4 separate regions of the Homo sapiens genome follow, and all the other regions are linked to region 4. Evidence: chromatin loops called from intact Hi-C (ENCODE). Cell type or tissue: ascending aorta. All regions are shown on one strand.

What was found. A loop is a pair of places that touch in the nucleus more often than their neighbours do. Peaks named below come from ENCODE experiments on the same cell type or tissue, not always from the same donor. Only the 100,000 strongest peaks of a DNase experiment are listed, where the experiment ranks them.
Region 1: a loop joins it to region 4, with 2.8 times the contacts of the local background. A loop is called at or near these places in 19 of 110 quality-filtered maps.
Region 2: a loop joins it to region 4, with 2.8 times the contacts of the local background. A loop is called at or near these places in 5 of 110 quality-filtered maps.
Region 3: a loop joins it to region 4, with 2.9 times the contacts of the local background. A loop is called at or near these places in 2 of 110 quality-filtered maps.

What each region holds. Positions count from the first base shown.
Region 1 is chrX:2,496,056-2,504,055 of GRCh38, forward strand. DHRSX (dehydrogenase/reductase X-linked) reads right to left here and starts at 4,921. Exons shown (of 7, transcript NM_145177.3): 1 at 4,762-4,921. The coding sequence starts at 4,870. It overlaps ZBED1 (zinc finger BED-type containing 1), which reads right to left and starts at 4,921. Exons shown (of 2, transcript NM_001171136.2): 1 at 4,762-4,921. In ascending aorta, no CTCF peak of the experiment used is centred here; DNase peaks (open chromatin) are centred at 4,346 and 4,707; H3K4me3 peaks cover 4,044 bases; H3K27ac peaks cover 4,233 bases.
Region 2 is chrX:2,321,360-2,329,359 of GRCh38, forward strand. All of the region lies in intron 3 of DHRSX (dehydrogenase/reductase X-linked), which reads right to left. LOC124905239 (a long non-coding RNA gene) reads left to right here. Exons shown (of 3, transcript XR_007068382.1): 1 at 1-557. Among named protein-coding and RNA genes, the nearest start is that of DHRSX, 180 kb to the right of the region's middle. In ascending aorta, no CTCF peak of the experiment used is centred here; a DNase peak (open chromatin) is centred at 3,912; H3K4me3 peaks cover 1,418 bases; H3K27ac peaks cover 1,111 bases.
Region 3 is chrX:2,808,342-2,816,341 of GRCh38, forward strand. XG (Xg glycoprotein (Xg blood group)) reads left to right here. Exons shown (of 11, transcript NM_001141919.2): 10 at 2,995-3,111; 11 at 6,023-8,000. The coding sequence ends at 6,039. Among named protein-coding and RNA genes, the nearest start is that of GYG2, 17 kb to the right of the region's middle. In ascending aorta, a CTCF peak has its summit at 4,301 (motif pointing left); a DNase peak (open chromatin) is centred at 4,290; H3K4me3 peaks cover 340 bases.
Region 4 is chrX:2,604,815-2,612,814 of GRCh38, forward strand. LINC03112 (long intergenic non-protein coding RNA 3112) reads right to left here and starts at 4,353. Exons shown (of 2, transcript XR_001755779.3): 1 at 4,292-4,353. It overlaps MIR6089 (microRNA 6089), which reads left to right and starts at 4,377; the gene lies at 4,377-4,440. It also overlaps the pseudogene CD99P1. RefSeq lists an enhancer at 3,724-4,248. In ascending aorta, a CTCF peak has its summit at 4,661 (motif pointing left); DNase peaks (open chromatin) are centred at 3,957 and 4,487; H3K4me3 peaks cover 3,471 bases; H3K27ac peaks cover 2,492 bases.

The DNA of each region.
Region 1 (8,000 bases), 110 kb before region 4:
ACATGGCCAAAGGGTACCAAGTTTCTGTTCGACAGGAGGAATCCGTTTCAGTGACCTACTGCACAGCGTGGTGGCGATAGTTAATAGTGTATTACATATTTCAAAATAGCTAAAAGAGGTTTTTATTTTTGTTTTTGTTTTTTTGTTTTTTTGGTTTTTTTGAGACGGAGTCTCGCCCTGTTGCCCAGGCTTGAGTGCAGTGGCGCAATCTTGGCTGACTGCAACCTCCACCTCCCAGGTTCACACCATTCTCCTGCCTCAGCCTCCCAAGTAGCTGGGACTACAGGCGCACACTGCCACACCCAGCTAATTTTTTGTATTTTAGTAGAGATGGGGTTCCACTGTATTGCCCAGACTGGTCTCAAACTCCTGAGCTCAGGCAATCCACCCGCCTCAGCCTCCCAAAGTGCTGGGATTATAGGCATGAGCCACCGCACCCGGCCCGCCAATAGAGATTTTAAATGTCTTGCGTGCAGTGTATACTGCTTGGGTGATGGGTGCACCAGAATCTCACAAATCACCACTAAAAAACTTACTCATGGAATCAAACACCACCTGTTCCCCAATAACCTATGGAAATAAAAAACAAAAATAGCTAAAAGAGATTTTAAATGTTCCCACCGCAAAGGAAAAATAGCGGGTGATAGATATTAGTTTAATTATTCCACAATGCAAACATACAGCAAAGCATCACACTGTGCCCCATAAGTGTACACATTTATATATTTATATAAAAATATCAATTGTTTTTATTTACATCTAAATTATATAAATATAACTTATTTGTATTTTATATTTATAGAAAAGTATAAATTATTCTAAAAATATATATATTTAATAAAAATAAAATATAAAAACAATAAATATATTACATACATTTTTGTATGTAACATGTAATTGGCCTGTTACCATTACTTTTAAATAGATTGTTAAATATGTTTTAAATTTCTGTTTTAATGTCTAACAGGATGACTTATTGACTGTTATAATCCACAAAAACAAAAACTGTCTGGGGTCCTCATTTTTTTTGAAAGAGATTCTATGATCAAGGAATTGGAGGCCGGGGGCAGGGGCTCACCCCTGTAATCCCAGCAATTTGGGATGCCAAGGTGGACTATCACCTGAGGTCAGGAGTTTGAGACCAGCCTGACCAACATGGAGAAACCCCATCTCACTAAAAATACAAAATGAGCCAGGCATGGTGGCACATGCCTGTAATCCCAGCTACTCGGGAGGCTGAGGCAGGAGAATCGCTTGAACCCGGGAGGCAGAGGTTGTGGTGAGCTGAGATCACGCCATTGCACTCCAGCCTGGGAAACAAAAGCGAAACTTGGTCTCAAGAAAAAGAAGAAGAAGTTGGAAAACTGCTGTTTTTACTTCTACCTGATTTCTAATAGCCACTGTTCACTACTCATAAAACCAACAAGAATTAACTTTCCCTTTACAGGTTAAAAAAAAAATAGTTTGAAAAGTAGGACTTCTATAAATAGCTTTGTAAGTGGGCCAGTTGGCATATTTTTTGTAAATACTCACTCCTGTGGTACAGCATTTACGAATCCATTTTGCATCCCAGAAAGTGAAGGAATATTCTGTGGCCTATTATTTACAATAGAACTTTTAAGAAAAATTCTGTGGCAGTATTGGAACTGGACTTGACTACAGGTACCATCAATTTTCTCTCCTTTGCAAAACTCATTGATGTATCAGAGAAAATGTAATTTCTAAACAGATCACCCTGTTATTAATACCGGTGGGTAGAGACTTTCTTTACTCAATATGATCATTTTCAACAGATTTCAGGCCATATCAATGTTCAAGTTTTGATGCCATATTAGGATATTAAATGCACTGATTAAATCATCTATTTTAAAATCCAACCAACAGATACAACTTACTGAATGGGCCGCATGGATATAGTCTTAAGAACACAGAGACAGACCCTCTTATGGGAATTCTCAATTTGCTTCTAAACCCCCTCTGTAAAGGCATGACCAACATCTATGATTAATTTGTAATTATCTTGTTTTTCCATGATGAACTGTAAGAAGACACCATTTAGGAGTGGATTCCAGCCACAATTTCTTCCTTCTCATACCATGTAAGTCAACTCATGTGGAAGGTGTAACCCAGGCATTTCCTTTGTACGATACCTAAGAAGAACACGCTCCATTTGGAAGTTCTAAGAAAAAACTGCCCTTGCTTCCAATCTGCAGTGGGGAAATTGGCCCTCTTGGTTATTCAAACAGCTTAGCTCAAATGCCCTGGACAAAGTTCAATGTTTCCTCACCAACAGCGAAGGCCTACCAGAGAGAAGCAAATAAAAAATGCCGTTTAGGAAGCTGGCCACCAGCAGACCAAGGACAACAGCATTCCTCCACTGGTATCGAAAATTATTTTTAATCCATACATAGGAAGGGGCTCGATGAGGGCAAGCCACTTAAGTTAATCTTTAGAGAAGGCCATTCTGTTTCGATACACACCCGGGTACAGATTCCCTTGGCAGACACGTGACTTCACCAGAAGCTCGTCCTCTTTAACAACCTTCTGTTGTTGTTTAATCAGTAAATGGGAAAAAAAAAAAAAAAAAAGATTCCAGCCCTTTTTCTAATGCACAAAGAGCAAGTTTTTCAAAGGCCAGCATTTTGGTGAGCTGCTGCAGGAACCCCGGCCTCTTCTGCCAGGGCCCACACAGGCCCTTAAGGAGGTTTAAGGGGACCTTTCTGTAAGCAAAACTGCCCGGATAAACATAATCTTCTGCGAGACTCCACACAATTGTTCAGCAGCTGTAAACCGTTCACCTTGCAACTGATTACTTACTTCAAACAAACATGCTCTCCTGCCCTCCGAAAGCCTGACTACAGTTCCCTTTACTCTCCTTCTTCTATGCATTTGTAATTATGCTAAGTGGGTTTAAAAAAAAATACTGAAGGCCAGTTTGGCAGAAAAAGAAAAGCTTAGCTCACAGAAAACTCAAAGCTCTTTTTCTCTGGCTAGAGGCGGGAGAGAGAGGCTCATTTTAAAACATCCACTCCAGGCACGCTTCTCAAAGGGTGGCGCTGGGACCCCTGGGATTCCTTCAGTGGGTGCAGAGTGGAAGTCAAAAGTCATTTCACAATAAGGCACCCAAGCGCTTCGCCTGGCTGACTCCCAGTCTCCCAGAGGCGTGCAGTAGTGTCTTCCAGAGGCCTCCTGACATGCCATGAAACTGTCTACAGAGGCAGAAATAACAGCTCTCTTCTTAGGCTGGACATTTAAGACATTCAGGGCAACGTACACCCCCACCCCCACCACACTGACCCTCTGAACGCTCTGTTTTGGAAAACTGTTATTTTTGAAACAAAGTATCATTTAACCTAACATGGAATTAACATTCCCTTTATTCCAGTTCACAAATAATTGTTTACAGGTTTCTAGGTTTAAATTGAGAATATGGGCTGGGCACAGTGGCGCTCTGTCTGTAATCCCAGCAGTTTGGGAGGCCCAGACTGGAGGATTGCTGCAGGCCAGGGGTTCAAGACCAGCCTGGGCAACATGGTGAGATGCCATCTCTACAAAAAATTTAAAACATTAGCCAGGCGTGGTGGCTCACGCCTGTAAACCCAGCACTTTGGGGGACCCAGGTAGGAGGATTGCTTCGGCCCATGAGTTTCAGACCAGCCTGGGCAACGTAGCAAGACCCTATTGCTACACAAAAAAATTAAAACATTAGACAGGTGTGGTGGCTCACACCTGTAATCCCAACAGTTTGGGAGGCAAAGGAAGGAAGATCGCTTGAGCCCAGGAGTTCGAGACCAGCCTGAGCAACATAGCAAGACCCCGTCTACAAAACTTTAAAACATTAGTCGGATGCAGTAGCTGGTGCCTGTAATGCCAGCACTTTGGGAGGCTGAGGCAGGAGGACTGCTTGAGCCCAGGAGTTCGAGAGTAGCCTCGGCAACAGAGCAAGACTTCATCTCTACTTCCTATTACAAAAAATAATAATAATAATAAATTCTGAACCTGCAAATCTAGGAACAGAAGTTATCTGCATACACAAAACACAGTGGCGGTCATCACTGATGAGTTCAGACAGTGAACGAGTCCTGCAAAGTTGGAGATCTGTGACTCAGAGATGTTTACAAAGGCCAAGGAAACAAAGTTGCCACTTAACGGGCCTGCCCTCCCCACCAGACCTCCGTGGCTCCCCAGTGCCCGAGAAGCCGCCTCTGGGCCCCCTCTGGAGACGTCCTCCGGAGAAGGGCCCATCCTCACTTACCCTGGGGTGGGTAGGGGTCGAGGTCCCTGGGACGCCCGCTCCTCCCCTCCGGGGCCTGGCGGGGGCGCGCGGTCACTGGCCGACCGCAGGCGGCAGGCAGAGCCGCCTGATGTCTTGGGCGCGGGGCGTGCGAGCCCCCGGGTCCCCGGCCATGGCCCGGAGGTGTCAGGGTGCGCGGGGGGGCGGCTGCACGGGGGCTGCTTGGTTGGAGCCCGACCCGGGACAGGCGGGGAGGCCACACGCGCGGGGAGGGAAGGGTCGGGCCGGGTCGGGCCGGGCCAGGCGCGCAGAAGAGCCGGCGGGGACGGAAAGCGCGGGGCGGGGAGGTCCCAGCGCGCACGCCGCCCCCCCCCCACCCCCGGCCACACCTCGACCCCCGCCCAGCCCCACTTCCGGGAGCGCCACCGCCTCGCCAAGGTCACGCGGAGCCCCCGCGCCCCCGCCCCCGAGCCAGCCCGCGCCCACCCGGGTCCCCGGAGCCCTGACCCCTGCCCCGCCCCGCTGACCTGGCTCCAGGAAGCCCCCGCGGCAGCGCCGCAGCAGCTGCGCCAGGATCACCGCGGCGCCTACCGCGTAGACCCGCAGGGCCGCCCGCGCCGCAGACAATGGCGACATGGCTGCCCCGGCCGCGCCGCCGCCGCTTCCGCGCCGCCCGCGGGACTCTGCGCCCGCCCGCCCGGACGGACGGCGGAAACGCGCGCGCCCCGGACCGCCCCCTGCCCGCCCCGAACCGCCCCGGCCTGCGGGGAACCCCCAACCCCAGACCCCGCCCGGGCCCTCTGGGATCCCGCACCGCCTGCAGGACTGGGGACCCCGAGCGGACAACCGACCCCAGCCAGGACACCCCCCCCAGGACCACAGACTCCAGCCAGGAACCCCCCCCTGCAAGGACCATAGACTTCAGCCAGGACCCCCCCCCCCAGGACCACAGACCCCAGCCAGGACGCCCCCAGGACCACTGACCCCAGTCAGGACCCCCCCTTCAGGACCACAGACCCCAGCAGGGACCCCCCACACACACCCCCAGCCAGGACCACAGACCCCAGCCAGGAATCCCCCCCAGGACCACAGACCCCAGCAGGGACCCTCCACACCTCCTCCAGGACCACAGACCCCAGCAGGGACCCTTCCCCCTCCCGGCAGGACTGCAGACCCCAGCAGGGATCCCCACCACCACAAGACCAACAGCCCCAGCCAGGACGCCCCCAGGACTACAGACCCCAGCCAGCACCCAAGTCAGATCCATAGACTCCTCCCAAGAACACCCCCCAGGACCCCAGACCCCTGCTGGGACCCCCAAGACCACAGGCCCCCCCACTGGGGCACGCCCAGACACCCCACCAAGAACCCCACCAGGACTACAGACCTCCACCAGGACTCCCCAGTACCACAGATCCTCCCAGGGCCCCCCAGGACCACAGACCTCCACTGGGACCCCCACCACCAGGACCCCTCTCCAGGATCACAGACCCCTACTGGGGCCCCCTTCTAGGACCTCCACCTCCATCACAACCACCCCCCGGACCACAGGCCCCAGCCAGCACCCCACAAGACCACAGACCCCTGCCAGGACGCCCCCCAGGACTACAGACCCCAGCTGGACTGCCTCTCCAAGACCCCACACTCCAGCCAAGACCATGGAACCCCATTCAAGCCCCAGCCAGGACCCCCACCATGGGATCACAGATCCCCTACCCAGACCCTGCAGGGGACCAGGACCACCACGGGAACCACCCTCCCCATCTTAGCCAGAATCATGTAACCCCACGCAGACCTCAGCAGGGACCACAAGGACTTGGACCCCATAGGGAACCCCAGACAACCACCCAGAGCCATGCCAGGATTATGGACCAGGACTCCCACAGAGGACTCTGAACAGCTGTAAGGACCATGGACCCCACACCCTAATTCGTACTGACACCACAGAACCTGCCCCAAGCACGGACCCCACACCCCAGTTCCTGCTGACACCACAGAACCTGCCCCAAGCACGGACCCCACACCCCAGTTCCTACTGAGACCACAGACCCCACCCCAATTCCTGCCAGGCCACAGACACCACCCACCAAACCTACCCCTCCACTTCCCTGCCCCCAACAACCCTGCAGGGATCACAGACCCCCTTCCCGGCCCCTGCAGAGAACTCCAGACTACTTCAGGGACCACGAGCCCCCTCCCCACCCTGATCCCTACTGGGACAGCAGACCCCTACTCAGACCTTGGTTGGGAACCCCAGACAACCACAGAGTTACCTGGGCTCCCTCAGGGAACCCCAGACCAGCACAGAACCCCCACCCAGACCCTTACCAGGGCCAAGGCTGAAATCCCACATGGACCCCCCAGCAGACTCCTACTGGAATTCTTCATGGAACCCCCCACCCAGACACTCAGACCTTCACCCCACCACAACCCTCCCAGTCCCACACCTGGTCCCCCAGGGGACCCCAGACCTGGCATCCGGGACTCCACACAGATCCTAACACCCGCTGTGTTTGGGAGACAGGAGCCTGGGAGAGCTGGGGTGACACCATTTTAATCATCAACTCCATCTTAAAAACCAGGAAGACACATTCCTTGCCGGTCACGGCCCATGGTCATAAGATGTTTACGGCTGAAGAAATGACTTAATAATGCCTCCAAGGACAAACACAGACGACAGCGGAATGTCTGGATGTCGCCATATCGCGTAACCACATATGCTGTTAAAGATAATTACAGTCATGCATGGACGTGCTTGGGCGCGAAAATGCAAAGGATGGCTCTCTCTAAATCAACTAAGGAATAAATGTCACGCCGTCAGACATAACCTAGCTTTTACATAGATAAGACAGACCCCTATAGAAGGAAGCTTTAAAACAAACACAAGGTGTTACACCTCTATGACAAAACAGTTTCTTTTTTTTTCTTTCTTTCTTTTTCTTTTTTTTTTTTTTTGAGACAGAGTCTGGCTCTGTGGCCTAGGCTGGAGTGCAGTGGCGCAACCTCAGCTCACTGCAACCTCCACCTCCCAGATTCAAGAGAGTCTCCTCTCTCAGCCTCCCTGGTAGCTGGGATTACAGGCATGCACCAGCACACCCAAATAATTTTCGTATTTTTAATAGAGATGGGATTTCACCATGTTGGCCTGGCTGGTCTCAAACTCCTGACCTCAGGTAATCTGCCCACCTCGGCCGCCCAAAGTGCTGGGATTACAGGTATGAGCCACCACACCCAGCATGTAATGGAATAGTTTCTAATAAACTAAAACTTCCCTGTACTCTTATGACTTACCTTGAATTACTTCTTGAGCAATATCCAAGAACCCACTCTTGGGGGCTAGATCGGGACCCCTCTCCTGCAACACTGGGACCCTAAATCACCAACCCTATCATCCCCAGGACCCAGACCTCCACCTTCACTCTAGGTCTGCACCCTCATACACGTGCCGATGGGCACCCCCCAGCCCCTGCCGAGGTCCAGGAGTGAGAATCTCCACCAGCAAGTCACCTGACCCTAGCCAGGAACTCTATCCCTGCTGGGAGCCAGAACCCCACACTCCACATCTCACTGGGACCCTGGCACCTTGCAGGGCCACAACCTATCTGGAACTTTGGCCCCCATTGGGATGCATCCCCACTCCCATAGGAATTGAACCCTCCAGGCCTCACTCCCCACAGAACCTCAACAGGCACTAAGGGGCACCCCCAGTGTGCAGGTTGCACCCAGCCACTGGGTGGGCTCTGGTGCAGATCTAAGATGATTGGAA
Region 2 (8,000 bases), 280 kb before region 4:
GGTGTCCCAGTCTGCCAAGGAGGGCTCCTGCTATGGAATGAATGGTGTCACCCCGAATCTCATGTGTGGAAACCCTAATGCCAAAGGGGATGGTATTTGGAGACGGAGCCTTTGGGAGATGATGATGTTTACATCAGGTCGTGAAGGTGGGATCCTTATGTTGGGATTCGTGCCCTTGTAAGAAGAGACACCAGGGCACACATGCTCCCTCGTGCTCCACCCCCCTCTCTCTCTGCCCTGCGAGACCATCTGTAAACCAAGAAGAGGAACCTCTCAAGTACCCAACCATGGTGCCACCTGGATGTAAACATTTCTGCCTCCAGTACTATAGAGAAATAAATTTCTGTTATTTATGCCACCCCATCTATGGTCCAGTTAACCCTTAAACAACACAGGTTTGAATTGCACGGGTCCACTTCTACGGGCATTTTCTTCTACCTCTGCCACCCCGGAGCCAGCAAGACCAATCCCTCCTGTCCGCTCTCATCTTAGGCTACTCAAGGTGAAGACGATAAGGATGAAGACCTTCATGACGATCCACTCCCACTTCAGAAATAGTAAATATATTTTCTCTTCTCTATGATTTTTAAAAATTTAGTTTGGTGTCCTTTTTTGTTTTTAATTATCTTTCCATAAGTGATTGGGGTACTGGTGGTATTTGGTTACCTAAGTTCTTTAGTGGTGATCTGTGAGATTTTGGTACACCCATCACCCGAACAGTATATACTGCACCCTATTTGTAGTGTTTATCCCTCACCCCCCTCCCACTCTTCCCCCCCAAGACCCCAAATTCCATTTTATCATTCTTATGCCTTTGTGTCCTCATAGCTTAGCTCCCACGTAACACTGAGAACATACGATGTTGGTTTTTCATCCCTGAGTTACTTCACTTAGAATAAAAGTTCCTTATCAGGCGTGGTGGCTCAAGCCTGTAATCTCCACACTTTGGGACGCCAAGGCGGGTAGGTCACCTAAGGTCAGGAGTTCAAGACCAGCCTGACCAACGTGGTGAAACCCTGTCTCTACTAAAAATACAAAAATTAGCTGGGCGTGGTGGCGTGCACCTTTAGTGCCAGCTACTCGGGAGGCTGAGGCAGGAGAATCACTTGAACGTGGGAGGCGTAGGCTGTACTGAGCAGAGATCACACCACTGAACTCCAGCCTGACTCCAGGGCAACAGAGTGAAACTCCATCTCAAAAAAAAAAAAAAAAGAATGAAAGTTCCTTATGATTTTTGATTCTCAAAGTTCCTTATAAGGCGATTCTCCTGCCTCAGCCTCCTGAGTAGCTGGGATTACAGGCGTGCGCCACCACGCCCGGCTAAAAAAAAACAAACAGCATTTTCTTTTCTCTAGCATACTTTAATAATACAGTATACAATACATAAAACATACAAAATATATGTTAATCGACTTTATGGTATTGATAAGGCTTCTGCTCAACAATAGGATATTCATAAGTTTTGGGTGAGTCAAAAGTTATCTTTGGATTTTCAACTGTGCCAGGGACGTGTGTGACGCCCCTAACTCCCACATTGTTCAAGGGTCAACTCTAGTTTTTTGTTGTTGTTGTTGTTGTTTTTGAGATGGAATCTTGCTCTGTCGCCCAGGCTGGAGTGCAATGGTGTGATCTTGGCTCCCTGCAATCTCCGCCTCCCAGGTTCAAGCGATTCTCCTGCCTCAGCCTCCTGAGTATCTGGGATTACAGGCGCCACACCCAGCTAATTTTTGTATCAAGGTCAACTGTATTTTCTTGCAACAGCCAGAGCTGACTAAGACAGTCTTGAAGCTCAAAGAGGTACAAGAACCTACCCAAAGTTATCCAACCAACAAGCACCTGGAAGGCAGAATAAAGACTCAGGTAGCCAAGCGCCATAGCCACACCATGGTAGAGCTATTCTGCCTTGTAGAGATGCATTGAATCTGTCACAGGGTGAATACATCTCCAAATGCATTTGAAAACTCCTACGGGATGCTACAGAAACACGTGAGGGAAGAGTGGGTGTGGACATACTCTCCATCTGTTACACTCAGAGTACTCCAACTACAGGAGTGAGATGCCTCAAGACAGGCCAAGGCAGAAACAAGCATCACTATGAACCCCAGAATAGATATGTTTTTTGGCCAGACACGGTGGTACACGCCTGTAATCCCAGCACTTTAAGAGGCCCAGGTGAGAAGACTGCTGGAGGCCAGGAGTTTAAGACCAGCCTGAGCAACAGAGGAAGATCCCATCTCTACAAAATATTTAAAATATATACATAGCTGGGAATGATGATGCGTACCTACAGCCCCAGCTACTTTAGACACTGTGGTGGGAAGATCACTCGAGCCCGGGAGGCTGAAGCTGTCGTGAGCCACAGTCACACCACTGCACTCCAGCCTGGGTGACAGAGTGAGATCCGGTCTCGAAAAAATCATCATTATCGTCACAGTAATGAGAGGAATTTTAGGTGATAGGTGGTTACTAATTTCAAAAATAGGGGCTTCCGGTTTCTCCTCTAATGATACAGGGGTTAAGAAGAAATGACTTAAGCAGATAGTAAAAATTAGCTGGGTGTGGTGGTGCACACCTGTCATCCCAGCTACTTGGGAGGCTGAGATGTGAGGATCACCTGAGCCTCGGAAGTTGAAGTTGCAGTGAGCCATGATCACACCACTGCACTCCAGCCTGGGTAACAGATGGAGACCCTGTCTGGAAAAAAAAAAAAAAAAAGATTTTGCACAAAGTTTTACGATGACTCTGCTTTGTAATTAAAAGTAATTTCTGCTTTGTTGGTGATTTCTCACACATTTATCTGGTAGACCAGATACCTGCATGTGATAGGGTAAGAAGGACCCATTTCCCTCCAAGGAGAACAGCATTGCAAGGGGGTTGAGGACGCATGCATGTGGAATCCAAACATTGAATGCACTGAGACGGCGCTGCATGAAGCCTGTCTGTGAGTTTATGATGAAGCTGCACAGAGCTCCGTAGGCGGCTCTCACTCCTCTCTCTCAGCCTTTGGCTTCAGTTTAATTGCATACACACCCTTCAGAGCTGCTCGGGGCCCCCACTTCTTCAGCCTTCTGGCATTTTTCTAAGAAACACTAAACCTCTTTCCAACGTTGCCCTTGGATTTTGTGTGCACGTCTTCCAGCCCTTGAGCTGCTTGACCTGTGCTTGCAAGGGTTCCATAACACTGGATAGGACAGAAGCTCCGCCCAGCCCCAGGTGAAAGCTCTGTGCTCTTCAGGGACCATGTCCTATTCACACTGTCTCCCTCACATCTAATACAGTCATGATACTCGGCAATATAGTACTCCACCCAACAGGCAACTCAGAGTCTGCCAGTGATACAGGAGTTAAGAAGAAATCACTTAGGCAGACAGTAAGGGTATGGGAGTCCTCGGCAAGGCTTTTTTCTTTTCTTTTTTTTTTTTTTTTTGAGATGGAGTCCCGCTCTGTCGCCCAGGCTGGAGTGTAGTGGCGTGATGTTCGCTCATTGCAACCTCCGCCTCCCGGGTTCAAGCAATTCGCCTGCCTCAGCCTCCTAAGTAGCTGGCATTATAGGTACGCACCACCAAGCCCGGCTAATTTTTGTTTTGTTTTTTTTTTTTTTAGTAGAGACGCGGTTTCACTGGTCAGGCTCGTCTCGAACCCCTGACCTAATGATCCACCCGCCTCAGCCTCCAAAAGTGCTGGGATGACAGGTGTGAGCCACTGCGCCCGGCAGCTTTTCTCTTTAACGAAAAGCAGCCCCAAGTCATTTTCTAACAATGAACAGCCTGTCAAGTCGAGCTGCAGACATACACAAGCCAGCTGGGAGCTTGTACGGGTGAATGTCGGGAGGACCTAGGGACTAGACACGTTCAAGATGGCGGCTCCATCTTCCCGGGAGGAACTAACGACTAGACACGTTCAAGATGGCGGCTCCATCTTCCGGGCAGGAACTAGGGACTAGACACGTTCAAGATGGCGGCTCCATCTTCCCGGCAGGAACTAGGGACTAGACACGTTCAAGATGGCGGTTCCATCTTCCCGGCAGGAACTAGGGACTAGACACATTCAAAACGGCGGCTCCATCTTCCCAGCAGGAACTAGAGACTAGACACGTTCAAGACAGTGGCTCCATCTTCCCTCCTCTTTGTCAGCCACATGTAAAGTAAGAAAAACAGGACCGAGAGCCCCGACCAACTACAAAGCCCATTTGCATAACCGATTAGGGTGGGCAACCAGCCTTTCCTGTGGGCTATGTAAATGTCATGCTTGATGGAACCAATCTCTCGGAGAGCCCCGACCAACTACAAAGCCCATTTGCATAAACGATTAGGGTGGGCAACCAGCCTTTCCTGTGGGCTATGTAAATGCCATGCTTGATGGAACCAATCTCTGAGCTCTATGTAAATGAGACACCGCCTCCTCAAACTGGACTATAAAATCCATCACATTTGGTGCCAGCTGGTCCTTTCCGCTCGGAGACCCCTTTCTCTATAGAGAAAACCATTTCTCTTTCTCTTCTCCTGATTAAACTTCCACTCCTAAACTCCTCGTGTGTGTCTTTGTCCTAAATTTTCCTGATGCCCAATGACGAACCCCAGGGTATATACCCCAGACAACGTAGCCACTTCACTAACATGTAGAGAGCTTGCGCATTTTAATTCCTATCCTCACAATAGGCAAAGAGCAGAACATACTGAAAATCAGCAACTCTGCGATCCATCAGAAAATAGAGATCACAAGACGAAATGCTGCCTGAAGACTGGACAGACAGGTGGCAAGTGGAATTGTGCTTGTCTAGGAGTTCCTGCTGGAGCCAGCACCTGATGGACACATTTGCAGGGTAATTATTAAACAGCTGCAGGCTGACAGTGGACAAGCCTAAGTAAGTTAAAAACTCCTGGCCAGGCATGGTGGCTCGCACCTGTAATCCCAGCACTTTGGGAGGCCAAGGCGGGCAGATCACCTGAGGTCAGGAGTTCGAGACCAGCCTGGCCAACATAGTGAAACCCCGTCTCTACTAAAAATACAAAAATTAGCCGGGCGTGGTGGCAGGCACCTGTAATCCCAGCTACTCGGGAGGCTGAGGCAGGAGAATTGCTTGACCCTGGGAGGTGGAGGTTGTAGTGAGCCCAGATCGCACCACTGCACTCCAGCCTGAGTGACAGAGCGAGACTCTGTCTCAAAAAACAACAACAACAGAAAAACTTCTGGGGGCCCATCTTAGAGGGGACCTTGTACTTTCACAAATTTTACCTCCGGGAGCTCCACCAGGTTCCCAGGGTGAAGATCAAAGAAATATCCAGTTGTGTGTTATTGGGGGAAAGTAACCACTTTGCAATATTCCTAGGGAGACAGTAGCATTTTGAAGTATGCCCAAAGCAATCCGTGTCCTCTCTGCCCTCAAAGGAAATTACTTTAGCGCAGTCAAAGTGAACTGGGGGAAGGGAAATCTTCTATTTCAGTTTTTCTTTTTTTTTTTTTTCTTTCCAGGCAGATTTTCACTCTTGTTGCCCAAGCTGGAGTATAATGGCGCAATCTCGGCTCACTGAAACCTCCACCTCCAGGGTTCAAGCGATTCTCCTGCCTCAGCCTCCTGAGTAGCTGGGATGACAGGTGCCTGCCACCATGCCCGGCTAATTTTTCGTATTTTTAGTAGAGATGGGGTTTCGCCATGTTGGCCAGGCTGGTCTCGCACTCCTGACCTCAGGTGATCCACCCGCCTCAGCCTCCCAAGGTGCTGGGATTACAGGCGTGAGCCACCGTGCCCGACCAGATTTCAGTTTCTATTAGCTTTCAACAACACTTTTCGTGCATGAGTGACGCTGGCGGCCATGTACTCAGCCATTCCATCAAGGTTCCAAGCAGCAAAGCTGCAAAATGGATCTGACTCCTTCAGTGAAGAAGAGTCTCCCTGAATGCATTGGAAACACTCATGAGATGCTACTGAAGCAAGTAAGGGAAGCCTGACTGTGGACATGCTCTCTGTCTCTTAGGCTCACAGTACTCCAACCACAGAAACGAGATGCCTCAAGGGAGGCAGAGGCAGAAAGAAGCCATCACTATAAACCCAAGAATAAAGCCAGCAGAGCTACAGTGATGGCCTGTGTGCTGCAGGTGAGCATCACCTTGTTGTAAGGCCACAGGCTTTCCTGGCCACCCTGCTCAGTTGGCCTCGTGGTGGGAGTCACTAGACTCAAGATAGACCCAGCCAGACCATCTGGTTAGAGCTACCCAAGGAAAAGCCATTGTCAGCACAAAGTCACTGGAGTCTTAGAATGCACAGCTGTGATGGGCTGATTCCTTCTCCCAAATCCCTATGTTAAAGCCCTAACGCCCAGGACCTCAGAATGTCACCATATTTGGAGATAGTCTTTAAAGAGGTGATTAAGGTAAAACAAAGTCACCAGGGAGGCCCCTAATCCGAGAAGACTGGGATGCTTATAAGAAGAGGAGATGAGGCCGGGTGTGGTGGCTCACGCCTGTAATCCCAGTACTTTGGGAGGCTGAGGTGGGTGGATCACGAGGTCAGGTGATCGAGACCATCCTGGCTAACACGGTGAAACTCCATCTCTACTAAAAATAGAAAAAATTAGCTAGGCATGGTGGCACGCACCTGTAGTTCCAGCTACTTGGGAGGCTGAGGCAGGAAAATCGCTTGAACCTGGGAGGTGGAGCTTGCAGTGAGCCGAGATCCCGCCACTGCACTCCAGCCTGGGCGACAGAGCGAGACTCCGTCTCAAAAAAAAAAAGAGGAGGAGATGAGGACACAGACACACAGAGTGACGACCCTGCGAGGACACAGTGAGAAGATGGCATCTACAAGCCTACAAGAGAGGCCTCAGGAGGAACCAGCCCTGCCTACACCTTGATCTTGGACTTACAGCCTCCAGGATTGTGGGAGAATAAACGTCTGTTGTTTACAAGCCACCCAGTCTATGGTATTCTGTGATAGCAGCCTGAAATGGACTAAGACACCTCATAAGAAAAGGAGATGAGGACACAGACACACACATTGGGACAACCCTGTGAGGACACAGGGAGAAGATGGCGTCTCCAAGCCCAGGAGAGAGGCCTCAGGAGGAACCAGCCCTGCCCATACCTGGATCTCAGACTTCCAGCCTCCAGGACTGTGAGAGAATCAATGTCTGTTGTTTATAAGTCACCCAGTCTATGGTATTCTGTGATAGCAGCCTGAGATGGACTAAGACACCTCATAAGAGGAGATGAGGACACAGACACACACAGAGGGGCGACCCTATGAGGACACAGGGAGAAGACGGTGTCTACAAGCCCAGCAGAGAGGCCTCAGGAAGAACCAGCCCTGCCCACACTTTGATCTCACAGACTTCCAGCCTTCAGAACTGTGGGAAAATAAAAGTCTGCTGTTTAAGCGGCCCAGCCTGTAGTATTTTGTCATGGCAGCCCTAGGTGACTAATACAACAGGTGTTTCATCCTGTTCCTTTCCTCAGGTGGTGTTGCAGAGTACCCCAGCATCTTTAGGTGGTGGTAGAAGAGACTCCAGCATCTGCCATAACCCCCGGAAGAGTGTTCTGTATGTTACACTGTGGGGAGGTTTTCCTCAAAGCATTAGAGTGATCTGAACAATGGGAATCTTTGCACAGAGGAGGATGAGTTCTACTCGGGGATGGTACCTACTAAGAGAGACATGTTGTCTTCTCTTCAATTGCCCTTTAATGAAGAAATAAAAATTATTTAATTATTCGGTGAAGAAATAAAAAGAGTATTGCATTCTTTCAACAGAGATTCTGCACTTGTACTCCCAGGTATTTATGAAACCTCATGTTGATGCCTGGTGCATAGGCCAGGCAGTGGGGCTCTACCTAAGTAATGCCTGGTGGTTGGCCATGGGTAGCTGGAGCACCAATAGCATACTCTAATAGTCCATGACATCGGTCTACTCAAGGGCCATGGCTCAAATAGAAGGCTTTGTTTGGAGGAATTCAAAAGAGGTTCTACTGAGAAGGAACCTATGAATCAGTGCTGCTACAATACTTTT
Region 3 (8,000 bases), 200 kb after region 4:
TTTGTATGTATATAAAGTAGCTCCTGAATAAAAATATCTGACCTTCAGCACAGGACCAATCAGAGTTCAGAGAAAGGAGAGGCAAGCATTGGTTTTCACTGCAGAAGATGCCCCTTAGCTCTCAAAGCAAGGCTGTGAATGAGTGCTGAGACTATTACATTTCTCCCAGTACCACCATTACTCCCCTTTCTTTGACCAGCACTAACTTGAAACCCAAGAAGGACAGGAGAAAGGAAGGTATGAACACTCTGCCCAAAGAAGCCATCAGAGTGCACTGTCAATCCCGTCTCAGGTCAAAGGAGGGAGAACTTGAAGCCCAGAAGGCTGACTTTGTGTCCTGTATTGTTGGGAGAACAGGTTCCCCATTCCCTAAGGGTCATATTCTTAGAGATTTGGGCTGACACCTGCTTGAGTTTAAGTTGAGAGTAAACGCACTCAACCCCAAGGCTCTTGTGAGTTTTCAATTATGGGGGAGGAGAAAGTGATTGAAGGTGACCTCTACCTTTCAATGATCATGCAGAGTACTAGTATCAATATTTTTGGGGTATGTTGGCATCCTTAGAAAAATTTATGGTTTCACCTTTTTCCCTCTGTGGTGTAAAGTGAGGTCCAGAGATGGAAAGGGCAAGGCAAATAAACAAGTAATTGCAGTCAAATCTGATGAATAATTTCCTGGAACATATGGGATCCTGTAGCAAGGCAGAAGGGATACTCCTAGACTAGGTTAGGTGAGGGAGGTAGGGTTTCCTGGAGAGAACAATATCCAAGCCAATCCCCCAAAATATGGGTGGGAGGTGCCCAGGAGAAGAGTGAGGTGTCAGGGAAGATGGTGCACTAGGTAGAGCTGGATACACACGTGGGGACACCGGAAATTGTGTAGCCAGGATGTGGAATGCAACGGGAACCAGGGAAGGATGCAATGGTGACCAGGAAAGACCTCCAGGTTAGCAGAGGTGGAGTCTGCACTTCATAGAACCTTCATGGGAAGGAGCCTGCCCCTGTTGATATGTAGGTGAAGAATGGACCTGAGGGGGCTCACTAAGACCCAGGGAGACACCCTTTCAGACCAGTTCAGTACTCCCTGGAAATGATGACAGGCTGAATTAAAGCCTGGGCAAAGGAGGCAAAGAGAAGCAGTCAGCTTGGATGACCACTTGGTAATGACAATTGATTGTACTTGATTGATTTGTAAGAGATGAGAGAGAGGAAAAGGTATGTATCAGTCAGCTATGCTGTGTCACAAAAAACCCCAAAACTTAGTAGCTGGAAATAACAACCATTTATTATGTTCGTGATTATGTGAGTCAGCAATTTGGGCTGACACCATTCTAGTGGTCCTCCTGGTCTCTTCTGAACTCCCTCTCTTGTGTGCAGTCAACTGTAGGTGTGGCCAGCGCTTTGACCATGTTTCCTGGGTCTTCTTATGTATCTGGGACTTTAGGTGGAATGGCTCATCTCAGCTTCATGTGGGCTCTCACATCCCTCCAGGAAGCCAGGCCAGGCTTCATCACATGGTGACCAGACAGGGTACCAAGAGCATGAAGAGAAGCGTGCCTGGGCTTAGAGCCACCATGCCTTCACTTGTGTGACATTCTGTTGGCTAAAGCCTGGATTTTCAGAATGAAGATGCAGCTCCACCTCTGGATGGGGAACACTGTGAAATCATACTGTGGAGCGTGTTCATGTAGGGAGGGGAAGAATAGAGGGCTGTCTCTCCCAGGAGGCAGGGTGTGGCGGGCGGCAGCATCAGCCGTAGAGCAGGTTCTTGCGTTCAGTGACAACACTCTTCCCCCCAGCATGGCAGCCTCATTCGTGGAGCAGTCTTGTGTCCCTCACCTATGCCATGCCATGTATTGGCCCAGGTGTTCAACCCTGTCTGAAGAAAGCCATGCATGGAAAGGGTGGCTATTTCAAATGGAAACGGTGATTTCTTCCTTTTTTCCCTTTGGAAGTGTTGATTTTTGTCACATCAAGCTCCTTCTTGTTCTTTGTGCAGGAGTGCCAAAGCTCTGGAGCAATTTGCCATCGAGGCATTGAGGATGCTTGTGTCTAGTGTGTGCTTGGGTCTAGAGTTCCAGCATGCCTTTGAAAGCAAGCCTATCTGGCAGTTTTTAGTGGAACAATATTTTTGCATGAGTGGGCATTCTACATCTAAAAAGGCACAAAATAGTTTTGACATGTGCCTGTCATCCCAACTACTCAGGAGGCGGAGGCAGGAGGATCACTTGAGCCCAGGAGTTCAGGACGAGCTTAGGCGGCATAGTGAGACCCCATCTCTAAAAAAATAAATCAGGCCAGGCGCGGTGGCTCCCCTCTGTAATCCCAACACTTTGGGAGGCTGAGGCGAGTGGATCACCTGAGGTCAAGAGTTCGAGACCAGCCTGGCCAACATGGTGAAACCCCATCTCTACTAAAAATGCAAAAATTAGTTGGGCATGGTGGCATACACCTGTAGTCCCAGCTATTCGGGAGGCTGAGGCAGGAGAATCGCTTGAACCCGGGAGAAGGAGGTTGCAGTGAACTGAGATCACGCCACTGTATTCCAGACTGGGCGACAGAGCAACATTCCGTCTCAAAAAATAATAAGAAATAAATAAATAAATAAATAAATAAAATTAATTAAAAGGCATACATGAATTGACTTCAACAAACAAACAAAAATGCCAAGTGCCTCGTCTGTGCAAATCCTGGCCTTGGATGTCTTCAGTGGTAAAATGTGGTTGACAAGCTTGGCTCTTTGTGAAAACAGAATTACTTCCTAAGGTTTTTTTTTCTTTTTTTTTAAATTAAGTTTCTCTTTTTTTTCTGTGAATACAAGGGTGGGAAGGGACGTGATGGAGAAGTTACTAGATAGATGCAAAAGTTATTGCAGTTTTTGTCATTACTTTCAATGGCAAAAACCGCAATAACTTTTGGACCAACCTAATATTTAAGCAGTTTTCCTGCAGCCATGTTTTTTTCTCGGATGAGCTTGCTTTTTCTCCACTCCTGCAGGCAATATGGTAGCAAAAATCGTGTCTCCCATCGTATCCGTGGTGGTGGTGACACTGCTGGGAGCAGCAGCCAGTTATTTCAAACTAAACAATAGGAGAAATTGTTTCAGGACCCATGGTAAGTTTGGCTCTAAACATTGTTTTGCTTGTTACTAAGCCTGATTTAAAAAAAAAAATTACTTTCAGATGTCTGTCACTAGCAAGGTTATTTCTGGTTAAGTTCAATATACATAACTTGCCTAATAATGTGATTTTTTAAAATTTATTTTTATTCTTTTTGAGACAGAGTTACACTGTGTTGCCCAGGCTGGACTGCAGTGGCAGGACCTCGGCTCACTGCAACCTCTACCTCCTGGGTTCAAGAGATTCTCTTGCCTCAGCCTCCCGAACAGCTGGGACTACAGGCATGCACCACCACGCCTGGCTAATTTTTGTATTTTTAGTAGAGATGGGGTTTCACCATGTTGGCCAGGCTGGTCTTGAACTCCTGACCTCAAGTGAGCTGCCCGCCTTGGCCTCCCAAAGTTCTGAGATTACAGGCGTGAGCCACCGTGCCTGGCCAACAATTGGGTTTTCATGGTCAGGTGTGAGCTGTACCTTCCTCTAAACCTTGTTACAATGAGGCTGGCACATTATCTGTCTAATGTAAAAGAGGAGGAGAAAAAAAGGAAAGAAAAAGAAACAAACAAACAAAAATTACCAACCTACATTGCAAGACTATAAGCATGACGGTTGGTTTAACTACCTGTTCTGTTTTGTATTCAGTGAAATTTTCGTCACAGGCGAGTCAGGAAAAATACCTGGGTTGAATGTGAATGTTTTGCCCAGAACCCCACCCGCAAAGAAAACTACCGAAACACTGAATTATAAGCCTCTCTGAAATTCCGAAGGTGCGCTCAGACCATAGGGGAGAGGAAAGATCTGCTGTGGCTTCCTGGTTCAATGCCGGCTCCACACTCCTGGGTTTGAAGAATCACTTGGGATTTGAGAGCAGAGGATGCCCTAAAGAAATCTCTGAAACAACAGTCAGGGATTGTTTTATAGCCTAAAGAGTGACTCAGATCTTTAACTGGGTGTCTCTGGAGGCTTGGTTTAAACCTCAGGCCACCCACGTCAGAATCTGTCTGGAGTTTGCCCAGGGCCCTCTAACTCATACCTTCTTTGTGTCCCCGAAGGAAACCAGAAAGGGGTGCCCATTCCTACGGTGTTTGCTTTAGGATTTGCATTTGGCCTCAAAAATCCTAAAACCTTCCCATGCGCTCCCTCTGCTGGTGAATGGGCAGTATCAACCGTTAGCTAATGAACCTCCGTTTGGGGTGAGCCTCCGTCTACATTACGCCCCGTCCTGAAATTTTAGGAGGAAACTGAGTTTCTGAAAAACTGCCTTATTTTCCTGGCAACCTGAGAGCAGATTCTTGGGTTCAGTGACAACACTCTTTCACCCAACATGGCAGCCATCATTAACGAACACCACGTGTTAACTTCAGTAGCTTTTGTGGCAGTGATTTGTAAGCCTTTGTTAACCAAGGGCTGAAACTGAGTAAGCAGAGAGAGGCACCCATCTCCACAAGCACAAAATGTAAGGGCGGGGTACAGGGGTCCCCCACAAACTCAATAATCAAGGCAAATATATTTTAGTGCAATATTTTAGAAGGAAAATCATTGGAATGGGGGCCAGTTGAGTTTCTGAAATAGGTGTAGTTTTAAAAACGTGGATGATGCCTGCCCCATTTATCTGAGGTGGAAGGAAGCACGTTTTTGCTAAAGAGGTATAATGTCTTGAAGCTCTTTCATGCCTTTTGGCTGCCTGGTAAGTATTTTTGTCTACTTTCTCCATTGTACTTCGATGATACCCTCACCAGGTATTCCCAAGCACCAAGTTTATCTTCCCCTCCCTTAAAGTTCCTGAGATCAGAAAGGAGGATGTAGACAGAGTGAGCTGATGTTAGGGAGATCTCTTCAAGGGTGAGCAGTGACATTTATGTGGATCCTGGGCCTATATCACCTCGCTGGCTGTAAAGCCTTTATACTATCTAGGAAATATGTGCATGACAGCAAATACGTATGGGTTTGGTATCAAATGGGGCTCAGAGCTCTGCGAACTTGACTCTAAAGTTCCAGGCTGCTGCTAATGGTACCCAGCTGTCCACCTCTCCTTAGTTAGGTCATTAATTTTCTCTGTCTCCTAAAGGATGACGTACATGGTATACTAACCATATCCATGGTGATGTGGTGCAGTGCACAACCTGTGGAACTGTGTACCTGCTGAGGCCATACACTGAAGCTTGCACACTTTGTAGAGAAAGAGTTGTAGTAACAGAGCTACACAGATAGAAGCAGATGTCTGTCACTTGATGTGGACTTTTAAGAATCATACTTTGCTTTTATTTTATAAAGTGGAGCAAATGACAACATCACTTCAGAAGTTATAAAGACCAACAAGGCCATATTCGAAAAAAGAAGTTCCTACAAATATTAGTTTTAACCAAAAAGGAAGTTACTCAATTCATTTAAGATCATCAAAATCCTTAACAAATGGCAAAATGTCAAAAACAATGTTTTCAAAACGAATATTTGTTTCCAGATATGATTTTAACAGTTTTTAAATATTTTCTATTTTTAATTTTTCCTGCTTTATTGAGGTATAGTTGACAAATAAACATTGTATATATTTAAGATGTACAACTTCATTTCTGCATCATTTATTTGTTCTAATCTATCTCCTTCTGCCGAATGTAAAGCAGGTGTCATGTAGACAGCACATAGTCTGATCTTGGTTTTCTTTTTTTTAAAATAGATTTTTCATTCTTCTAGCTTTATTAAAGTATGATAGACAAACATTGTATATATTTAAGATGTGCAACTTCATTTCTGCTTCATTTTTTTCTGTTCTAATCTTCCTTCTCCTAAATCTAGAGCAAGAGTCTCTTGTAACAGCATAGAATTGGATCTTGGTTTTCTTTTTCTCTGTTTAATAAGACTTTTTTTTTTGCCCCCACAATGACATTTGTTTCTAATCTTCCTTTCAGAACCAGAAAATGTCTGAAGATGTTAAGATCCCCTGATTACTTTGAGAAAAACAACTAAAACAAGAACCGTGTTTATCACTGTTGTGGAGATTTCCTTTTATTCTTGACACAATTTGATGACCTAAAGTGTGTTTTCTTCTGTGTAAAGTACATGAGCTGCCTCACTAAGCATTCCCAACTCATTGAATGTGATGTGGTTATAAAGATAAGTTAGGCAGCTAGACCCTGCGTTCTAAAAAAGGATTGCTTGCAATGTTGGTTTGGCTATTCATTTGCACAAAGAGACTGTGGCTCTCTGTTGTGAGATCTTCAGCTACCTCATGGTGCAATAACACACACACGCTTAACCATGTTGATGGCACAAAGCGGTGAGCAGTAGGGAGGTAGAATATCTTGGTGGGGAGGGGATGTTATCAGCTTCTGGGAGATGAAGAATATTGTTGAGGTTCCAAAGATGCTGGACCTGTGCTAAATTCTTCAGTGATATGAAAAAATCATTGAGCATTCATTATTGCGAATGAAGTGGGGATGCATTATTTCTGACACCCACAAGCAGGGTTTGATCATCCTTTCAGCTTTGAGATATCTGCACATAAAATTATTATTACCTGAAGAAAATAAGGCTGCATTTTGAAATGTTAAGTGCAAAATGACTGATGTTAAAACCATCTGGGGGAAATCTTGGGATGCTTTTTCCTAGGAAATCATATGGTTGTGATATGTTTTGGCGCATAGGAGACAGAAATAGTGATTATCAGGCGTTGAGCCTTTTTGTAGTATTTTTAGTCTTTGATACTCTGTAAGTGCTAGTTCCTAAGGCACCAACATTGCATTCCTTGGTTTATACTTTTTCTATTCATCAGGGTAGGAAGTCTTAAATCCTTAGGCATCCAAGAAGTATACTAGCTTTTTGCTTCTCTTTTAGAAATACTTGTGGGGAGAGAAAAAAGGATGGTTTGGGCATATTGGTATAGTTTGAGTAAACTAAGGTTAATGTTCATATAACATTTAGACTTTGCCATAAATATCAGAACCAAAGATCAAGACATTCATGTACAGTCTGGAATGTATATATGGGGCCCATAAAAATTCCCAGTATGCATGTTTTATGCTCACCATTATGAATTGGGGTCTTCAAAGAGAGAAGGTTGAAAGTGGAAAGCACTTGAAAGGGCTCCCCGGTTTGTAAAATATCTTTAATCATTCACATTAGGTACCTCGGAGTTGCGGGTCTCAAATGTGGATTCATGCATCATTTGTGCAGTTTGAAGATAGTCCATATTTCCTATTTCAGTATTAGGTCCTGCAACACTTTTCAATTCTTGTAGAAGGTTTTTTTCAGGAGTGGTGATGTCTGATGCTCAATTACTATTTTCCCTATAAGAGTTTCAGCATGAGCTTAATTAAATTCTTGTGAAAAAACCTGTGTTTTTAGTTACACACACACACACACACACACCTACTTAAATGGAATCTAAACATTTTTAGCCTTTAATCCATTCCATTTTCTAAAACTGTCATAAACTATTTTTAATCATTTTAAATAAATGTAAAAGAAAAATAACTGGATTTGATTATTGAATAGTTTTTTTCTATATTTCACAAATAAATTGTATGAAATGACTGTAGAAGTGGCCCCAAAATTATGAACCTTCGTAGCTGTGAATATGATGCCATAAATCTCTTTTAAAGCTCAAGATAGACTATGAACATATGAAATACATAGTTACCTAATCATGAGACTAAATTCACCTGGGTGACAAGGCTAACGTTCAAGCTACTTAAGATGAAAATATTTGAATCATGATTGCTTGGGGGAACCTCTCTTTGAGGGGTCATGAGGACCACCTGCTGGGCATTCTGTTTTCATGCTGAGAAGGTGAGAATTGAACAGATGAGAAAAGCCTTGATAAAACGTCATCTCCATGTAATTTAGAGAAGGATAACCTTGACTGTACAGCTGACCCTTGAACAACAC
Region 4 (8,000 bases):
AGGAAGTTACCCTACATGGTCTAAAAAGGGGAGGCATGAATAATCCACCCCCCATTTAGCATATCATCAAGAAATAACCATAAAAATGGGCAACCAGGAGCCCTCGGGGCTGCTCTATGGAGTAGCCATTCTTTATTCCTTTTGTTTCCTAATAAACTTGCTTTCACTTTACTCTATGGACTCACCCCGAATTCTTTCTTGCTTGAGATCCAAGAACCCTCTCTTGCGGTCTGGATTGGGACCCCATTCCTGTAACGTTTTTGTCCAATAGTCATACTTCTCCATCACTGTCCACTCTTCATTAAAAGTAAGCATATCACATCTGTAATCCCAGCACTTTGGGAGCCGAGGTGGGTGGATCAACTGAGGTCAGGAGTTCGAAACCAGCCTGGCCAACATGGTAAGAGTCGCTTGAACTCAGGAGGTGGAGGTTGCAATGAGCTGAGATCCCGTCACTGCACTCCAGCCTGGGTGACAGAGTGAGATTCCGTCTCAAAAACAAACAAACAAACAAACAAAAAACCAGAAAACCTAAGCGTAAAAATACTCAGATTTTCCTGTTTCTTTCTTTATGATGGCTTCTGTGTCACGTAAAACCTAAATACATGGGCCTGCTTTTCTCTTGCTATTGTCTTTTGTTCTAGGGGCCTTAGTCATGAACCCAATGATGGGTGAGGAAATATATTTCTCTCTCACTGCTACCCTGCCATTACGACAGGCCACAGGCAGCACTTCCAGCTGCTCCGTGGATGTGCTGCAACTTGAATTTGAACTTATTTCAAGTTCTTTGCCTTCAGAATGGTCAGGAATAGAGCCCATCTTCCAGGTGAACCACAGCCCCATCATGTCAACAGGTTTAGACGCAATGACATTGGAGAGGCTTGACTGCTGAAAGTGAAGAAGGAAAGTGCTTCCTAGGATAGAGTTTGTAAAGGAGCTTAAATCAGTGATGTCTTCTTGCGTCCGGTCCATGCCAATGCGCAATTTCATTTTGTTTCCCTCTTTACAGAAGAGGCTGGTCCCTGACTCTCTGGAACTGTATGCATGAGATGTTTCTCCTGAATCTACAGAGACGTAAATCCCCATGACTCAAAGACAGAATCTGTGAAATTTTACTGTCTGATCTGGGAACAGTTTTTAGGATGTCATTGTCATCTGTTGATTGGATTTTGAGTTGACCCCCAAAAGTTCAGATAAAAAACATGTGTCTCAGCAGATCTGGTAGGCTGTGCCCCTCTTCTTCTTCTTCTTTTTTTTTTTTTTTGAGATGTAATCTTGCTCTGTCGCCCAGGCTGGAGTGTAGTAGTGTGATCTGAGCTCACCGCAACATCCGCCTCCCAGGTTCAAGTGATTCTCCTGCCTCAGCCTCCAGAGTAGCTGGGATTACAGGCACTCACTGCCATGCCCAGCTAATTTTTGCATTTTTAGTAGAGATGGGGCTTCACCATGTTGGCCAGGCTGGTCTCGAACTCCTGACCTCAGGTGATCCACCCACCTCGGCCTCCCAAAGTACTGGGATTACAGGCATGAGCCACTGTGCCTGGCCTGCCCTTCTTTTCTTGCATGTCTCTGGCTGGTATTTAGTGTGCAAACATGGCATCACTGGTACTGTACTAGCCAGCTGAAAAGACGCATACACAGGCTCACACACTAAGTTATTGCCAAATTAATTATTGCTGTAAAAATGCTTTGCACCACTGAGGGGGCACAGACCATGAAATTTCCAATGTATGAACTCTAGGCTACCAAATACTGTTTACCTTTGGGCGCTGTGAACCCCGAGGAAAATTCCAGTGATTTGGGGGCAGTCACAAGGCAAAGTGGTCCAAATGGCCTGAACTCAAAATCAAAGAGCCCTTCGTTTTGATCCCAGTCCACTGCTAATGAACTCTATGGCCCTGTGTTGTTTTCTTATCAGCAGACGTGAGCTAATAAGTCCAATATCCATGTATCACAATTGTTTCCCAATGAATGAACACACAGAAAGTTACACAATACAAAAATGTCAGGTAAAAATTTACTTGTTTGTCCATCAATCCATCTATTCACTCATCCATCCACTCATCCATCTATTCTTCTTCTACCCACCCATCTATCCAGCTATCTATCCGTCTGTCCACTTATCTATCCATCCATCCATTCGTCCATCCATCCATCCATCCATCCACCCACTCATCTATCTCTACCCATCCATCCAGCCAGCCAGTAATCTGTCCACCCATCTATCCATCCATCCACCCACCCACCCATCTCTCTCTACCCCTCCAGCCACCCAGTAATCTGTCCATCCACCTATCCTTCCAACCATCCATCCACCCACCCATCCACCCACTTATCTATCTGTCCATCTATCCATAGATCAATCCGTCTATCCCCCCTTTCATCCATCCATTTATTCATCTGTCCATTTATCCATTCCTCCACCCACCCATCCATTCATCCATTTATTCATCTATGTATCCATCCATTCATCCATCCACCCAACTATCTATCCATCCAATCATCCACTCATCTTTCCATCCATCCACCCATTTATTCATTCATCCAGCCATCTATCTCTTTATCCATCCTTCCAGCAAGTGATCCATCCATTCACGCATCCAGATGGCTGTCTGTCCATTCATTCATCCATCCACCACTTCCTACCCCCAGACCCATCTATCCACCCATCATCCACTGACTTCAAAAGCTTCATTTGATCGTCTGTGCAGCAGACATGGTGTGTGATGCTCTGACACCTCTTAAGTGCTTTGGTTGCCCACAAGAACCTCACGGGAGGTCTCTAAGTTGGGCTCAGACCTTGGTAATGAAAACCAGAAATAAAAGTGATTTAAAGAAAGCTGATAGAAACCTAACTTTAGCAAATGGTAAGATAAAAATGTACTCCTTTGTCCTGTAAAAGAAGTTGGGAATGTGAGTCGGGCTGGCACAGCCGTCCTGCTGTATCATCAGCCACCCTGATACCTTTGCTCAACGTGTTCTGCCATGCTTAGAATACAACTTCTGGCCGGGTGCGGTGGCTCATGCCTGTAATCCCAGCACTTTGGGAGGCCGAGGTGGGCGGATCATGAGGTCAGGAGTTCGAGACCAGCCTGGCCAACAAGGTGAAACCCTGTCTTTACTAAAAATACAAAAAGTAGCCTGGCATGGTGGTGCATGCCTGTAATCCCAGGTACTGGGGAGGCTGAGGCAGGAGAATCACTTGAACCCGGGAGGCGGAGGTTGCAGTGAGCCAAGATTGTGCCACTGCACTCCAGCCTGGGCCACAGAGCAAGACTCCATCTCAAAACAAACAAATAAACAAACAAACAACACACAGACAACTTCTATCCTGTAGGAGACTTCCTGCTTCGAACTGGCTGCTGGGACTCCAGCCATCACGTCATTATCCCAGGCAGGTTCAGGATGAAGCAAAGACCAAAAAAAAAAAAAAAAGAAAGAAAAAAGAAAAATGATTCTGCCTCCAGGAGTGGAGTGCATAGTTAGACTGCTGCATTCCTCAAACCCCTGAGGTGGGCCCCAGGGTGCGGGGCCAGCCCCTCTGGCCTTGCCTGTGTCTGATCCAGGGGCACAGGTGGCCTGGGGAGAGACGGAGTCACCCGCAGGCCTGAGACAGCACAAGACCAGTGTTACCGAAGGGCCCCTGACGCAGCCTGCTGGGGTGAGTCGCCAAGGACCAGGACTCAGCCAGGCGACCCAGATAGGGGTCTTACCCCCAACCCCAAACCACGACCACAAGTCCTCACTCCCAACCCTGTCTCTGAGCTTGCGGCAGAACGTCCTTGGTCCCGCGCAGAGCGGGTATCCGCAGTGTGTCTCAAAGCCCCCCACCCCCGCCATCTTTCACCACTGAGCGCCCCCAGCTCGGACGCTCCAGAAAGGACCAGGGGCCGTGGCTGCCTGTCAAGGCCTACGCCTTTCTAAGCAGGGAGGGGATTGCACTTTGCACCCCTTGGGGATCGCCCTGAGCGCCCCGTGAGCAGCTGGAAGGGGGCCCCATAGTTTTCCGAGCAGAGGAGCAGGAAGAGTTTCATTTCCTCCCCGTTGGGGCTGCCTGGGGGGGGTGCCTGTTAGGAACAGAGAGGGGACAGCAAGGGCGGGCGCGGAGAGGCCCACACCTCTCCAAGAAGGGCAGCGGTTTCTCTTGGCTCCAGGTAGGGGCCGCCCTGGGGCGTGCATTTAAGGGGCTGTAGAGAGGGAGGGACCCGCACTTTCCCGAGAATGTTGGGGGTTTCACTTTGCTCTAGTTGGCGGCATCCTGGCGACGGGCTTGTGGGCGGGGGGCACTCACAGTTTCCTGAGAAGGGAAGGAGGGCGTCCCGTGGTCCCCTCGGCGCGGCCCGAGCCACCTCCGCCCGCCCCCTCCTCTGTCCCCTCCCCGGGCCCGGCGTTCCCTCCCCTTCCGTGCGCCAGTGGAGGCCGGGGTGGGGCGGGGCGGGGCAGGCGCAGCCTGGGCTGAGTTTGCAGGGCTGCTCCCCTCACCCAACCCCTTCGAGTCCTCCGCGGGCTCCGCCCCACCCGGCCCGTGGGGGAGGTTCCGTCCCGCCGCCTTCGCCCGCGCGCTGCACTCGCGGACGATCTCTGCTCGCCTTGGGCGCGCCGTGGCGCGCGGGGCCGTGCTGGCGCTGCGGCTCCTCGGCCTGCTCCGCCGTCTGGTGGCCGCCCCGGTGAGCGAGCGGCGGGATCCGGGTGGGAGGACGCGGGGGGTGGCGCGGGCTGGGCCTGGGGATCCGCCTGGGGATGTGGGGTGCAGGGGCGGGGCGCCCCGCGGGGACACCCGGCCCCTCTTCCGTGCCCGGCGGGACGCGCTGTGCCCACGGGGACCCAGGTCCGGAGGAGGCGCCCACTTTCTCCCCAGCGCTCTTCCTGGGGCCAGGTGGGAGCCGTTTCAGAGGAAAAAGCCAGCGTTTCTTTCGTAAACCAAAAAGTATCTGGGACAAGTCCCAATCCTTTTGAGTTGATTCGGCGAAGATCAGGAAGGAGCCCGGGAGACGGGTCTATGCCTTTCTCCAAAGATACTATTGAGAGCTTCGGTATTTAAAGGGGGAAAGCACGCTGGAGGGGAAAGAAGGAGGAAGGCTCATTTTACCGAATTCACCTGTTGCAAAAGAAAAGCAGCAGGTAGAATAGTCAATTATGTATTTGTCTTGCGCTCACTAAATTGGCACTTTACTAAGATAAGGTCAACAGAGAGTTATTGCACTGTCTGCTTGGGAACAGAAGGAAAGACAGCTTCCTGCCTGACTCAGCTTCCAGCTTTATTATTATTATTATTAATTATTTTGGCAGAGTGAACTGGGGTTCCAAGTTTTAATTTTCCTTCTACAGTTTGCAGAATCGCAAACTCTTAAATTTAGGGGAACCTGGGGAAGAGGTGGCATCCGATTCCCCCCCAACCCTGGTGACGTTCTTATGGATCTTATGGATACTGCAGTCTCTCTTCTCTTTCTGTCTCTCCTCTCTTCTCTTTCCTTTCTCTCTCTCCTCTTCTCTCCCTCTTCCTCTCTCTCTCCTCTCCTCTCTCTCTCTTCTCTCCTGTTCCCTCTCTCTCTTCTCTCTCTTCTTTCTCTCGCTTTTCTCTCTCCTCACTCTCCTCTCTCCCTCTCTCTCCCCTCTTTCCTCTTTCTCTCGCCTCTCTCTCACCTCTCTCCTCTCTCCCCTTTTCTCTCTCTCCCCCTCTTCTCTCTCTCCCCCTCTTCTTTCTCTCCTTTTCTCTCTCGTCTCTCTCTCCTCTCCTCTCTCCTCTCTCTCTCCTCTCCTCTCTCTCCTCTTTTCTCTCTCCCATCTCTCTCTCTCCTGTCTCCTTCTCTCTTGTCTCTCGCCTTTCTCCTCTCTCTATCTCCTCACTCTCTCCTTCTCTCTCCTCTCTCTCTTGTCTCTCTCCCGCCTCTCTCATCTATCTCCTCTCTCTCTCCCCCCTCTCCTCCCTCTCCTCTTTCTCTCCTCTATCTCCTCTCTCCCCCTCTTTCTCTCTCCTCTCTCTCTCTTACTCCCTCTTTTTCTGTCTCATGCTCATCTTTTACTGTTTTCACCTGAGGGAAGAGTGATGAGAAGATAGGAATTCACGTTTTCTGAAGTATTTAGAAACGTGGGGCCGTGGTGTTTTCTCCACCTGTTTTTGGGTCATTCCTTCCTCATTTCTCAGAACATTGGTATTAACAGCTCATTTCCCTCCTTTAAGGGCTGACTTTGACTTAGCGATGCCTTTCCTGATGGAGGAAACAGTGAGTAACTTTTTAAAGTCTCCTCTGTTGCTGACTTTGCTGATTGTCATTGAATTATTATCATTTTCAAGACATCTCTTTTGCGTGATAAATGGATTGAGTTTGGACAGTGGGAACATAGGAAGTATATGTGTTGTTTATTTTTGTTGTTGGATTTTTGATATATTTTTTTTTTGTTACCAGCATGCTGGTTTTTTTGTTTTTTTTGTTTTTTTTTTTTTTTGAAGTGTAGGTTCAGAGTCTCACTCTGTGGCCCAGGCTGGAGTGCGGTGGCGCGATCTCGGCTCACCGCAACCTCCGCCTCCTGGGCTTAAGCGATTCTTGTGCCTCAGCCTCCTGAGCATCTGGAATTACAGGCACCCACTACCACGCCCGGCTAATTTTTGTCTTTTTAGTAGGGGCTGGGTTTTGCCATGTGGAGCAGGCTGGTCTCTAACTCCTAAACTCAAGCTATGCACTCACCTTGGCCTCCCAAAGTGCTGGGATTATAGGTGCAAGCCATCACGCCCAGCCAGTATGCTGGCTTTTATTTTAAAATGGTTAGTCTTTGGAACAACGTAAGGCAAATGTGACTCCCTTGGCCAGGTCAGGCCTCGTGGGCATAGATCTGCGCAGTCACACAGGGACCTGTGCACACAAGGGTGCCATGCTGCTTTATTGCTGTGTTGCTGCCATCTTCAGATTCTTCATACAGTTGGAACAATGGGTCGCACATTTTCATTTTCACAGGCCCTCCCAAATTCTGGAGGTGGTCTGCACACCTGGTTTAGTTTTCTTTGAAAATACTTGAAGTTAAATCCTGTACCTGGAAGACAACAGAAGGGAATTGGCAGGAGGCTACGTGTATGGGTATCCCCACCATGACAAAAACAAGGGCCAGTTTTTACCTGTTTAGTGAACAGTCTCTGTGCAAATTGATATTTCAGTTTCTTTTCTCATCGCTATGGAAATTGATTTTTCATTTTCTGGTCGCTGTGGAAATTGATTTTTCATTTTCTTTTCTGGTCGCTATCAAAATTGATTTTTCATTTTCTGGTCGCTATGGAAATTGATTTTTCATTTTCTTGACTACTAGGTACTGATGATTGCAACTCTCATGTTTTACAAACAGGTGACCCAGCACCACCTAATGCCCCCAAACCAAAGCCAGATCCAAACCCCAACCGACCTGGTTTCACTGGTAAGAGCCTCTAACCCTACGGGTGGTCTCTATATTGTTTATTGTAACTTTATTTTATACTTATTCATAAGAATATTAATTCACATTTTCTCATGTTTTCTCATTTCTATCATATGACATTTACTGACAAATACTATTCTATCTAAATATATAATAAAATACATTAATTCCTTTAATCCCTAATGTTGAAAACATTGTGTCTTCTGACATTTTAGAATTATGAATTACAAAGCCAATTTGAGTCAACTTTGTCTACTCTTTTTCATTCCTTTGAAGAGATTTCTGGCATTCAAATTGTCTAGATCAATGCTCATGAGTACTTTTATAGCTTTTAACCTGGTTGGTTGTTTGCCCCAGAATTGCACCAATTTGATTTGATACCAGGGTGTCTGCAAATGTCCCTGTCTTCGAACCTTTTCCAGTAGCAATTATCACCTACAAAACCTTTGTCAAATAGTGTAATTATTATATCAAACCGGTCTTAGTTTTACATCTCTCATTCTGAAATGTAAAAAGCATAATGCATCCCAATGGGCCACGGAGACTTCTTCTTTTGTGTATTGGATGCTTTGGCTTTGATCCTTCAATTCATGGTG